Linked DNA regions of Homo sapiens: region 2 is linked to region 1. Evidence: read pairs that join two places in POLR2A ChIA-PET (ENCODE). Cell type or tissue: PC-9. All regions are shown on one strand. Links, peaks and the distances in the headings refer to the core of each region. The heading gives the core; the rest is flanking DNA.

The links. ChIA-PET counts read pairs that join two places held together with the same protein. Peaks named below come from ENCODE experiments on the same cell type or tissue, not always from the same donor. Only the 100,000 strongest peaks of a DNase experiment are listed, where the experiment ranks them.
Region 2: POLR2A ChIA-PET joins it to region 1 with 20 read pairs; 5 of 35 experiments call an interaction of 5 or more read pairs at or near these places.

The regions. Positions count from the first base shown.
Region 1 is chr1:208,144,616-208,149,988 of GRCh38, forward strand. The region is part of intron 3 of PLXNA2 (plexin A2); the gene reads right to left. Among named protein-coding and RNA genes, the nearest start is that of PLXNA2, 97 kb to the right of the region's middle. In PC-9, for the core only: no CTCF peak of the experiment used is centred there; no DNase peak of the experiment used is centred there.
Region 2 is chr1:208,218,633-208,224,005 of GRCh38, forward strand. All of the region lies in intron 1 of PLXNA2 (plexin A2), which reads right to left. All of the region lies in intron 3 of LOC105372884 (a long non-coding RNA gene), which reads left to right. Among named protein-coding and RNA genes, the nearest start is that of PLXNA2, 23 kb to the right of the region's middle. RefSeq lists an enhancer at 1,032-1,326. In PC-9, for the core only: no CTCF peak of the experiment used is centred there; DNase peaks (open chromatin) are centred at 1,209 and 2,549; H3K4me3 peaks cover 494 bases; H3K27ac peaks cover 3,880 bases.

The DNA of each region.
Region 1 (5,373 bases), core at 312-5,311:
CTGGGCGACTTGGGGGCTTCTGGGCCTGAACTTAAGGAGGTAACCTCAATGGAACCAAATAAACTCTTCTCACCCATTCCTGTGCCTCATCACTCCCCTTGTGGGACTTTCCCCTATGCTCCGCTCTTGCCCTCTTTCTCCCTAGTGAATGGGCTTCCTGCTGTTCAAGGCTGTTGCCTTGTCATCTATCAGTAAAGCCCCTCCTTCCAGAAATGTTGTTAGAAGCCCATTTGTTTCATTTTCACAGGGTCAAGGGGATTCTAAGAGTCAGCAATGGTGTTACACGGCTGAGACCACCAGCCTGTAACCTGGAGCAATTCTGATGATGAGATTCAAGCAGAAGGAAGAATAAGAGTCTCTGTGTGGGAAAATGCCCCACAGTTAAAATGGTTCTCCTTGACATTCAAAGCAGCATTCTCCCTTAGATAGACAGACCCAAATTTCCATAAGATTCTTACAGAAATATCATAGCTTTTAGTCACAAAAGTTCTTGGGCTATTGCAAGAGGTAGAGGGCAGATGTGATTGCCATGACTTCTGGTTGGCCTGGTCTCAGTTTTCTGTCTCCATAAAATGGGGATTTCAGGCCCTGCTTCTTGCCTGAGTCTGAACTGTGCCCCTCCTCTGAAGGGAAAGTGTCCCAGTGCTTCTCCCACCTTCCCTGTGACAGCTACTCCTCTCCAGGGAGATTTAAGCCTCCTCAAGGTGCTGGCTGCGTCCCAGCAGCTGCAGGGCTGGGTCCCAGGAGCTGCAGAGCCAGGCCCCTCCCTCAAGCCTGGTCTGGGATCTCCTGCCCCAGAAGGCCAGTTAACCCTCTGCTGGCTGGAATAGTCCGCTGTTTTCATGCTAATGGCACTTTAATATTCTTCATCTGCCTTTTCCTACATGTTGGCCTCTACCCTCTCCCAGAGCCTGGGCACTTGCGTGGATTCAGCAAGGCCTGCACACCAAGTCAGAAGAGAGAATGAATGCCATGGTGAGGGCCCTTCCTCTGTGGTCCCTGGGACCAGATGGTACCCGTGGCAAGATTAGAGCTGGAGTTGAACCAAAGACAACTTATCATCACATTGTCTGCTGCATTCGGTCAGGACCAATCCCAACCATTAATATTTTACTGAATCAGAGACCTAATCTGAAGGTTTTTCTTTTTCCCTGTCTGCAACCCCAATCTTTTAATAAGCCAGTTGAAGCCAGAATCAAACCTACATAAGTCTCAAATGTCAGAGGTAAAACCAAACCAGAACAGAAAATGTTGTTGGTACTGAACCCGAACTAAGCTATCCTATTTCATTCAGTCTAAATCCCGGAGAGAAATGTGGTATTGGCCAAGAAGTCTGTGACTCCCCCCACTCACCCCCGATCCATGCTATCTGCCCCAAGATGGAGTCACCTTTCAAGATACGTATAGGGGGTCAGAGAAGATGGAGAGTAGGGGCCAGGAGGCCAGGTCAAGGAGAAAAAGGTGGGGCAGGGGCTGGCAGAGAGAAGGCAGCAGATCCCCTGGGCAGCAGAGGTCTTTCCCCTCCCTTGATCCCCTTTGCTCCCTTAAGGCAACACACCAATGAGTGCAGGGTTTAAGTCTGGGCCTCAGGCCTCCTGGGTTTCCATTCTGACTCTGTTCTTCCCTGGGGCTTGATTTCTGCCTAATGGCACACTTTTAGGTGAGTTACCTCTCTGAGCCTTAGTGTTCCTCTCTGAATAACTGGAAGAAGCAATCTGCTTGGTGCCTATCACAGGAGAATCATAGACTTATAAAAATTACTGGAGCTAATCTTGTCTAAACTCTTCCATTCAAAACTTCCAATCCATGGTGGAACTGGGGTTCAAACCAGCCCCAGCTGGTGGGGTCCAGAGGAAAGCACATGGCTGAGGGGGAGAATGCCTTGGAAGTGACTAGGAAGAAGGCTGCTAATGTAGTTTAAGTCTGTGATTTTTCTCATGTCTCTGTCTTGGATAGGAAATTTTGGGTTTCAAAGCTGTCCTCTGTCTTTGCCAGAAACAGGATGGCCAGTGGTGAGGGGAGTGTCAAGGAGTCCCAAAACAAGAGTGGGATTTTAATAGCCAACCAATTGAGTTTATTCTATGGTGTCCCACAAAGTGACAGCAATAAACTGAACCAGCCCTTGCATGCGGTGCAACACCAAGATGCACAGGTCCCAAAATCCAACCAGGCAGCGGAGGATACTGGAGATGGGGCAAAGGAGGGAGGTGACAGGGACAGGTGGAATGAGTCACTGGAGTGTGTTTTTCTATTTGGGATCTTCTTCTTCTGGGAAGGCTTGACCTCGGTGGAAATGCAGAAGCTACTGGGGCTATTTTGCTTGGACAAGGCTCAGCAGCCAGATAGCACAAGGAACAGAAGAGAGTGACAGTCTTTACTGAGACCAGCAAAAGACAAAATGTGCCTAAACTACTTATTTATTTTAAGACAGGGTCTCACTCTGTGCCACCCAGGCCAAGTGCAGTGGCGCAATCACAGCTCACTGCAGCCTTGAGCTCCCAAGATCAAGCGATCCTCCTACTCAGCCACCCAAGTAGCTGGGACTACAGGTGTGCACCACCACAACTGGCTACTTTTTAATTTTTTTTTTAGAGACAGGGTCTCATTATGTTGCCCAGGCTGGTCTCAAACTCTTGAGCTCCAGTGATCCTCCCACCTCAGCCCCACGAAGTGCTAGGATTACAGGTGTGAGCTACTATGCCCAGCCTAAACTCTGACATGAGGACATTTAGTCTAGCTCTAGTAAGAACCAAAGACTTTACTATAGAATGGGTGACTATAGGAGACTGTAATCTCCTTCTCAGGAGGGTTTTAAACCCAGGATAACCCCTTTTTTTCATGGTTAAATGTGGCCCTGCCTGAAGGCAGTAGGATAGACTTGGATTCTGAAAGGTTCTGTTCACCTAAAGAATTTAATAATAGCTACCACAGTGCTACGTGCTGTCACAGTACTTAACAAAAATGAACTCATTTAACACTTCCAAGCATTCCTGAGGTAAATACTATTTTAAATCCCATTTTATAGATAAAAACTCAGAGGCACAGGAGAGTTAGGCAACTCTCTCAAGATCACACAGCTGGAGAGTGGCGTAACTGAGATTCCCAGCTAGAGCCTGAATTCTCTGAAGAGGGGGCTAATAATGGGCAAACATAGCTGCCCTTGCTGCTGAGCAGAGTAGATGGGTCATCTAAAAGTCCAAATTTCCCCCTCATCCACTCTTCCCCCTTTAGGATCCCAAGTTCAAAGTGGGACAATCTCCTATTTCCTGGGGACAACAGTAAACTCAGAACCTAATTTTTGGGGGCCTTACCTGGGGGATAAAACTCAGTTTATCAGGGCTGGCTTTGGGGCAGGAGCGTGTGAGGTAAAATCCAGCAGAGATTTAGCGTCCAGTCCTCCAGTTGAAATGAGAATGAAATAGTAACCCCATTAGTACCTTTCCTTTAAATCACAGCTATATCTGGACAGAAATTAATGTCAGCTTCTTTTCTTGAATATCCAATTCCAATCAGCATATCCAATTAACTCGCTTACCTGCAGCCCCCTCTAAACTCCTTTTCTTGTGCTTCGATTTCTTCTCTAGTTAGCCCTAATTTATGGAGCCCTTTGGTACTCTAATATCACATTATTATTAGTAGTAGTAGCAGTAGCAGTAATAGTATATATAGGTTTTCTGCAAGAGCTGTGGAAGAGCAGAATTGGGAATCTTCTTCTTGGGTTTCTTAGTAGCAAAGAGATTGGTTTGAAAGGCATCACCACACAGAAGGAAGCACTGGATCATGTCTGCAGGGCTGGGATTTAATCCCAAGGTTTTCTTTCATTGGCTGTGTGACTTCAGGCAAGTCATTTCACTTGTTTATGTAATAGTTTCTGTAGCTGTCCCATAATGGTGGGACATAATGGTCCTTAGCTCAAAAAAGATATTGTGAATGTAAAATGAGTTATTAGCTATGAATGTCAGTACTGTCCAATATTGATTTATTATGTGCCTACCATGAGCTAGGCCTGCGTTAGGAGCTGCAGATACGTGATAAAGGATAAGGATCCCCTCAGGAAGCCCGGTGATGGGGAAATGGACAATTTGTCTGGTCTTCATGAACACAGGGGTCACCCCTTGTGAGAAGAGGTTTGCATGGGGGTCCCAGGGAGACCAGCACGGGGGGCGGAGCAGCATCTCACCTGGCCTGAAGGAGGCCCTGAGGGGGTACTTCCTGGAGGAGGTGAGGCCTAAGCCAAAATGCAGGAGTGGAAATGTGGGTTCTTTGGAAAACGTACAGTGTAATATAAATATAAAGCTGTTCTTGTTATGCCTGAGCTCAGATTTCTTAGAAACTTGGTCTCTCAGACCTAAGCATTTGGAGAGGATGAGACTTTTGACACAGAGTTATTGAGCGCTCAACATCACTCTCAGCAGGTCTCAGCATCTGGCGTCCTCAAATTCACTTCAGAAGAGGCCTTTATCACTCGCTTCTACCTCTGTTCACCTAAGGACCCTATGCTTTTGTGGTCTATTAACATATATGTGGCATGTGAATGTGTATGTGTGTGGCATGTGTGGTGTGTGTACATATGTGGTGTGTGTATGAGTCTGTTGTGTGTATGTGTATGATGTGTATGTGTTGTGTGTGTATGAGTCTGTTGTATGTATATGATGTGTGTTGGATGTGTGATATGTATGTGTGTGGTGTGTGTAAATCTGTTGTGTGCATGAGTGTGGTGTGTATGTGTTGTATGTACATGGATGTGGTGTGTGTATATGTGGTATGTGTGTATGAGTCTGTTGTGTGTATGAATGTGGTGTATATGTGTTGTGAGTGTGTATGAGTATGGTATGTGTTGTATGTGGTGTATGTATGTATGGTGTGTGTAAGTCTGTTGTATGAGTATGGTGTATAGGCACTGTATGTGGTGTGTGTATGCAGTATGTGTGTATAAGTGTGGTGTGTGTATAAGTGTGGTGTGTGTATATTGTGTGTGTGTGTGTGTTCAGACCTTTAAGGAGGTGAAAGGTGGAGAGGGCCTGGTGCTGCTGAGGCTGACCCTGGGAGTGAGTTAATGAGAGTGTATCTGGAGTTGAGCATTTGGTGCTGCGAGAGAAGATTCAAGCTGAAGATTATTTTTGTAGAGCTTCATGACCCGAATTATTTATAGATTTAAGTCTTTGGTAAATTCTGTCTCTGAGACTCTTCCTCCCTCTATCCTGTACATACATTCACACACTCACATACACATACACACACACTCTCTCACATACGCATTCAACAGCAGCAACAGCAGCGGTGGCAGTCCAGGGTGCCTATTGCTGGCCCCGCCCTCTGAGCTGTGAAAACATTAACTAAGCTTGCAGAGTCAAAACTCAGCAGGCTGAGGCT
Region 2 (5,373 bases), core at 191-5,190, 74 kb after region 1:
AACCCCTGATCACTAGCTGTTAGAACAGCTGTTAGAACTTGTTAGGAAAGGGAAAAATGTTGTAGCCAACAAGACTGGGATTCCCACATGTGCCATTCCGGAGCCGGAAAAGCCCTCGGGAGACAGGCAGATCTCTTGAGATTCCCCCATCCTTCTCAAGGTGGACGCCCAGCTGCTGCCAGGTAGCCAGGTCCTCGGGAAATTGCTTCAACCTCTGCCTCTCTGCAGGCAGAGCACATGGGAAGCCAGGACACACAGAGAACCAGTCTCCTTGCTAGGGGTTACTGGCTGGCTGAGTCCAGCTTCAGCCACCTGGGGCAGGGGTACCAGATTTGGGAGAATGTGGGGAGCAGCAAAGGGTGGTGAGGTGAGATTCAGTCTCATTTCAGGCACTGCTGGGGCCTCCTGACTGTTTCAGCATCCATGAAATCACCAGCGGGCCTCAGTGGGCCATGCTCGAAGCCCAGTCTCTAGCCCTGACTCCTTTACTCTTCCCCCTGCCTCCTGACTCCCAGGCTTTAAGGCTCCTCCACTTCCAGAGCCTTGGTGCTTATTCTTCCCTGTTCCAAGGAAGCTGCCCAGAGGGGCAAGGTGGGGCTCCTGAGGACAGCCTGTAGCCAGGGGCAGTCTGGGCCAGGGGCAGGAAGTCAGAGAGCAGAGCCTGGAGGTCAGAGAGCAGGACCTGGAGGTCAGAGAGCAGGGCCTGTTCCATCACTATCATGGTACTGTCCTGACTTATGGAGAGGGACAGTGGGAAGTGACTGCGGCACCAGGAGAAGGCAGCGAGCTGTCCGGCAGAGAAAGCTTTTCTCAGCTGGAAGATCATCCAGCAACCTTCTCAGGCAAGTCCAGACAGAACTCTGGGCACATAAGGTGGCAGGGATGGAAACACCCGAAGGATGGAGAGTTTGCTCCAAGGCAGCTTAGGAGAGGCCTTTCTCCCTCAACTCCCCATTCTGGCTGGATTGGGTTATAATTAGAACAGACACCACTTAGAGAATCCCCTAGAGTTTCTTTAGGAACGACCCTTCCTCTTGTTCAGTTCTGCATCCTCGGCCTGGCAGCCACCGTGGTGCCACAGTAGGTCCCACCTAACTCCCTCCTCCAACCCGACTCCCCCAGGGTGTTCGGGGTGACTCATGAGGCCCTGGGCTTCCTTGGAAAGAGGAAGGCAACACCGGCATGAGACTCAGGCTGACCTCAGCTACTCCGACACAGCCCTTCCGGCCCCAGGCGCACACCGGCAAAGCCTCCCAACAGACAGGGCTTTCAGTTTGGAAACCAGAGGTTATTTTTAGCTATGTCCTGAGGCCGGTAGCAGGACGTGAATTCCTGAAGAGGAGCTGTGGAAAGGAAATAACAGAATCCTTAAATTCTCCAGCTGGATGGGGAATTGCAAGAGGCCATTCTCTGCCCCTGTCGCTGGGAAGAAAATCTCCTTGGGTTCCAGGTGGAGAGTGGTTCCTCCTTGAGGAGCCGCGAGGGGAGGAAGGGGGTTCTGGTAGCAGAGATAACATGGAAGGACTTAGTATGCGGTTAAGATCAGCCACCTCACCTCCCTGCTTGGTATCCTCCCAAGACACAGTTTGAATAGTGAGTGGCTTTTGTTGTTGTTAGACAGAATCTGGGAACAAATTTGGGATTTGAGGCAAGTCAAGTCTCATGTCCCTTTCTGGTAGAATGGGAATAACTACAGTATGTACCTTTCAAGTTGTCATGACAGTAAATGAGACAATATAGAGACCAACCTCTTAGCATGGTTGCAGGCACACAGTGAGCACTTAACTTATGTTAGTTTTTGTTATTATTATTATTATTGAGACAGAGTCTTGCTCTGTCGCCCAGGCTGGAGTGCAGTGGTATGATCTCAGCTCATTGAGACCTCCGCCTCCCTGGTTCAAGCGATTCTGCTGCCTCAGCCTCCACAGTAGATGGGACTACAGGCACGTGCCACCACACCCGCCTAATTTTTTTTTTTTTTTTGTATTTTTAGTAAAGACAGGGTTTCACCATGTTGGTCACACTGCTCTCAATCTCCTGACCTCGTGATCCACCTGCCTTGGCCTCCCAAAGTGCTGGGATTACAGGCGTGAGCCACTGCACCTGGCCTGTTATTGTCTTTGAAGACTCCACAGGAGATGGCACTTCTGAAATCCTGCCACAGCTCTTGACTTCTCTTTTTGCTTATATTCTTCCTTTCCCACCCACAATGAGATGAACACTGTGGGTGTGCCTTTGATCCCTAGGCCTCCCCGACCCAGTGACAGAGCTCAGTCTGGGAAGCATGTGGCAAGGGGAAAGAAATAGATCCAAGGTGATCTTCTTTGTCATACTACTGCACAAGTCCCAATATAGCCTCTCCGCAGACTGCAGGAAGGCTGGTGGAAACACAGGATCCTGAGAGTTAGACTGAGAATGAGAAACGTCCTGATGTCTAGAAGGCATGAGGTCACAGGGCAGGAAGAAAGGTGGGAGACTCAGGAACCCTGGGTTCACATTCTGCCTGTGTGACTCATGAATTATAGTGTCACTCACTTTAGACCAGTCTGGCATTTCCATGAGCCTATTTCTTGATCTTAAAACAAAAGGTATTTGAATTAGTCAACCTATAAGATTTCCTTTTTCAGATAAAATGCTACCTCGAAGCTTAGTTCCTTCAGTTCCTGGAGTCTGTGATTCCAATAGCAGCTGAGGTTTTTTGCTCCAACCTGGAGAGGCTGATTAGGTCAGGAGCTTTTTTCTTTTTCTGTTTTTTTTTTTTTTTTTTTTTTTTTTCAGGCCAGTAGTTCTAAACAGACCACTCCAGCTGGGCTGTTTTCCTCTCACCCTCATGCAGCATTTGCTTTGGGACAGGCCACTCCTGATAACCAGCCAAGTGAATTCATCTCACAGGACTCAGGGACTGCCCGCCTGGGAGCAGCTGTCATTGGACACTGGAGTCAAGAGGAGGCACAGTCTCCTGCAGTGAGGGGAGGTTTGCACCCCACCTTGGGAGTGTGGCCTTCATGAAGACAGCTGACTTCAAGGGCACGTTGAGAGCCTTCATCTTTCTATGCCAAATTGATGTGACTAAGTGGCTGTTCCAAGCAGAGCCCAGTGGGCAAAGATCAGGACTCCTATCCACATTCTGAGTAAGGGAGGATGGAGCCCACCTTTGTGCCTCTGGTGAGAGGCAGTGCGATATAACAATTAAATGCATGAGCTCTGAACTTAGGTGCCTGGACGCAAATGGAGCCTATAGCTGTGTACACTTGGTCAAGGTACTTAGCCATTCTATGATGTTATCTAACTATCTATATAAAATAGGTTTAGTACTAGTAGCTACGTCATAGGATTATTACAATGAAATCAGTTAATACATATAAAAGCACTTAGAACAGTTCATGGCCATCTTAAGTGTTTAAGATACATTAGCCTTTGTTATTAGCAATTTATTTGTCATTATTTCCAGCTCCTCACCTCCATCCATCCCATCATCTGTCTTAGAATGAATTTCCCATCCTCAGTTTGGTAGACACTGGTAAACAAACATGCATTTGACTTTGCATACCCAGTGTGACTTCCTCCTATCCCCAATTTTCTGCTAGTGTCAACCTCAGGAGTTTTCTCTTAATAATGATGCTTTCTTCTTTCTGTCACATCCCTCTCTGTTTAGTGCATGAAGTCACTTGTCACATGCATTCTCAAGAGCCAAAACTTGCCTAGTCTCTGTTCTACCAGTTTCCCTCTCTCCTACTCCAAGTCTCAAACCAGGTATGCTGCTCCAGGACTCTCGCCTGAACAAGAGAGTCTCCCAGCACATGTAACTCGGAGCGTTCCTGATGCCAAGGAGAGGCCACGCTTGCCTCTTTGGGAAGCAAGTGCCACTAAATATTTTATGTGGAGGGCCCGATGACACCATCTCCCCGATCAGGATTCAGGAGGCAGGTGTTAGTGACAGCTAGTGAAGGCATCTGATACCTTCCTGATCAGCTGCTGCGGGCGTCAGTGGCAAAGCAGGGAAGAAATGACAATCAGGCGTTTCCAGTTCAGCTCAGTAGAGGATTGTCTCCTCCCTGCTACCCTCTCCTATTGCCCTTTTCAGGAGATCTGGGTGCACATGCCTCTACGTTTCCACTTGGCTTTCCCTTATAGCAAAAGGAGCTGGTGGAAAGAGAATTTAGATTTGAAATACGATTTTGCCAAATTGAGTCAAAGTTCCTGTTAGTAGCTCTCATACCCGTGGGCCCATCTGTAGCTCCACTTGCCACTAACTCCATTCCTAACAACCCTGTCATCAACATCATCGTCACCTCCAGCACCATCCTGGAGCTGACAGTTTTCATAACAATAACAGCAAAGGGTGCCTACTATTACTACTGCACCTACTAGGGAGCTCACACACTCTGAGGAGCCAGACGGTGGTAGGGAAAAGATGAGCATGAAAATGAGGGCTGTGAAATCAGGGAAGTTAGCAGCTGTTCCTGGAAGTCACTTAGCCTCCTTCCTTTCCCATGATGGAGAGGAGTCCGTCTTCTCCTTCAGCTCTTCCTTCTAATGAGTAGTGCCTTTAAAGCAGGAGAATGCTGAGGGAGATTATAAGATTATTCCAACCCACTGTTTTTTTTTTTTTTTAATATGAAAGACACCACAGCCCACAGAAAGGAAACAAATTGACCAGGGCGACTCAAAGTGAGTCAGAAACAGGCTGCAGTCAGAACCCAGACCTCATGACAAAAAGGCAGGCGCTTCCTCCATTGTAGGTGGAAGGGTCCTGGGAGTTAGTTACGTTTTGCCTTCAGGCTGTCCTGTTTTCGGGAAAGTGGATGCCTTTGATAATAGCCCCATGATACGCAGAAGTGAGTGTGGCATTGGGCCTGGACAACGAGGTGGTGCTCAGGGCAGATTCAAAGAGGGGCGGATTAAGGGGCAGAATGAAAGAAAGACACATGTCCGAATGGCTCCTTTCCCCCTTGGGGAGAATGATTGCTTCTGTCCTCTTCTAGGCCCAGGCAGGCCCAGGCAAATGTCACACTCAGGACCGTCACCTATGCTGTAACTTGGGGGCTATGGTGTCCTCTGCCACAACCCCACGGACAGGTCAGATTTAGTCTATGCACAGAAAGCTCCTTCTTCCCAAAGAGTTAGAGCTACAGCAGAAGGGATTAAAGTTAGATATTAAGGGGGACATTCTGCCTAGAGAGGATCTGCAGAGCATCCTGCCAAGGAGATTCTGAAATTTTCTGATATTGAATTTTCCTGGAAGCTGCCTAGGAATCAGTTTACCTAGAGGCAGGGGATTGGTCCCAATGATCTCAGAAGGCTCCTTTTGGTTTAAGATTTCTGTGAGAATAAAATTGTCTAAATGTGAGAGTCTGAGGCCCCATCTTTTCC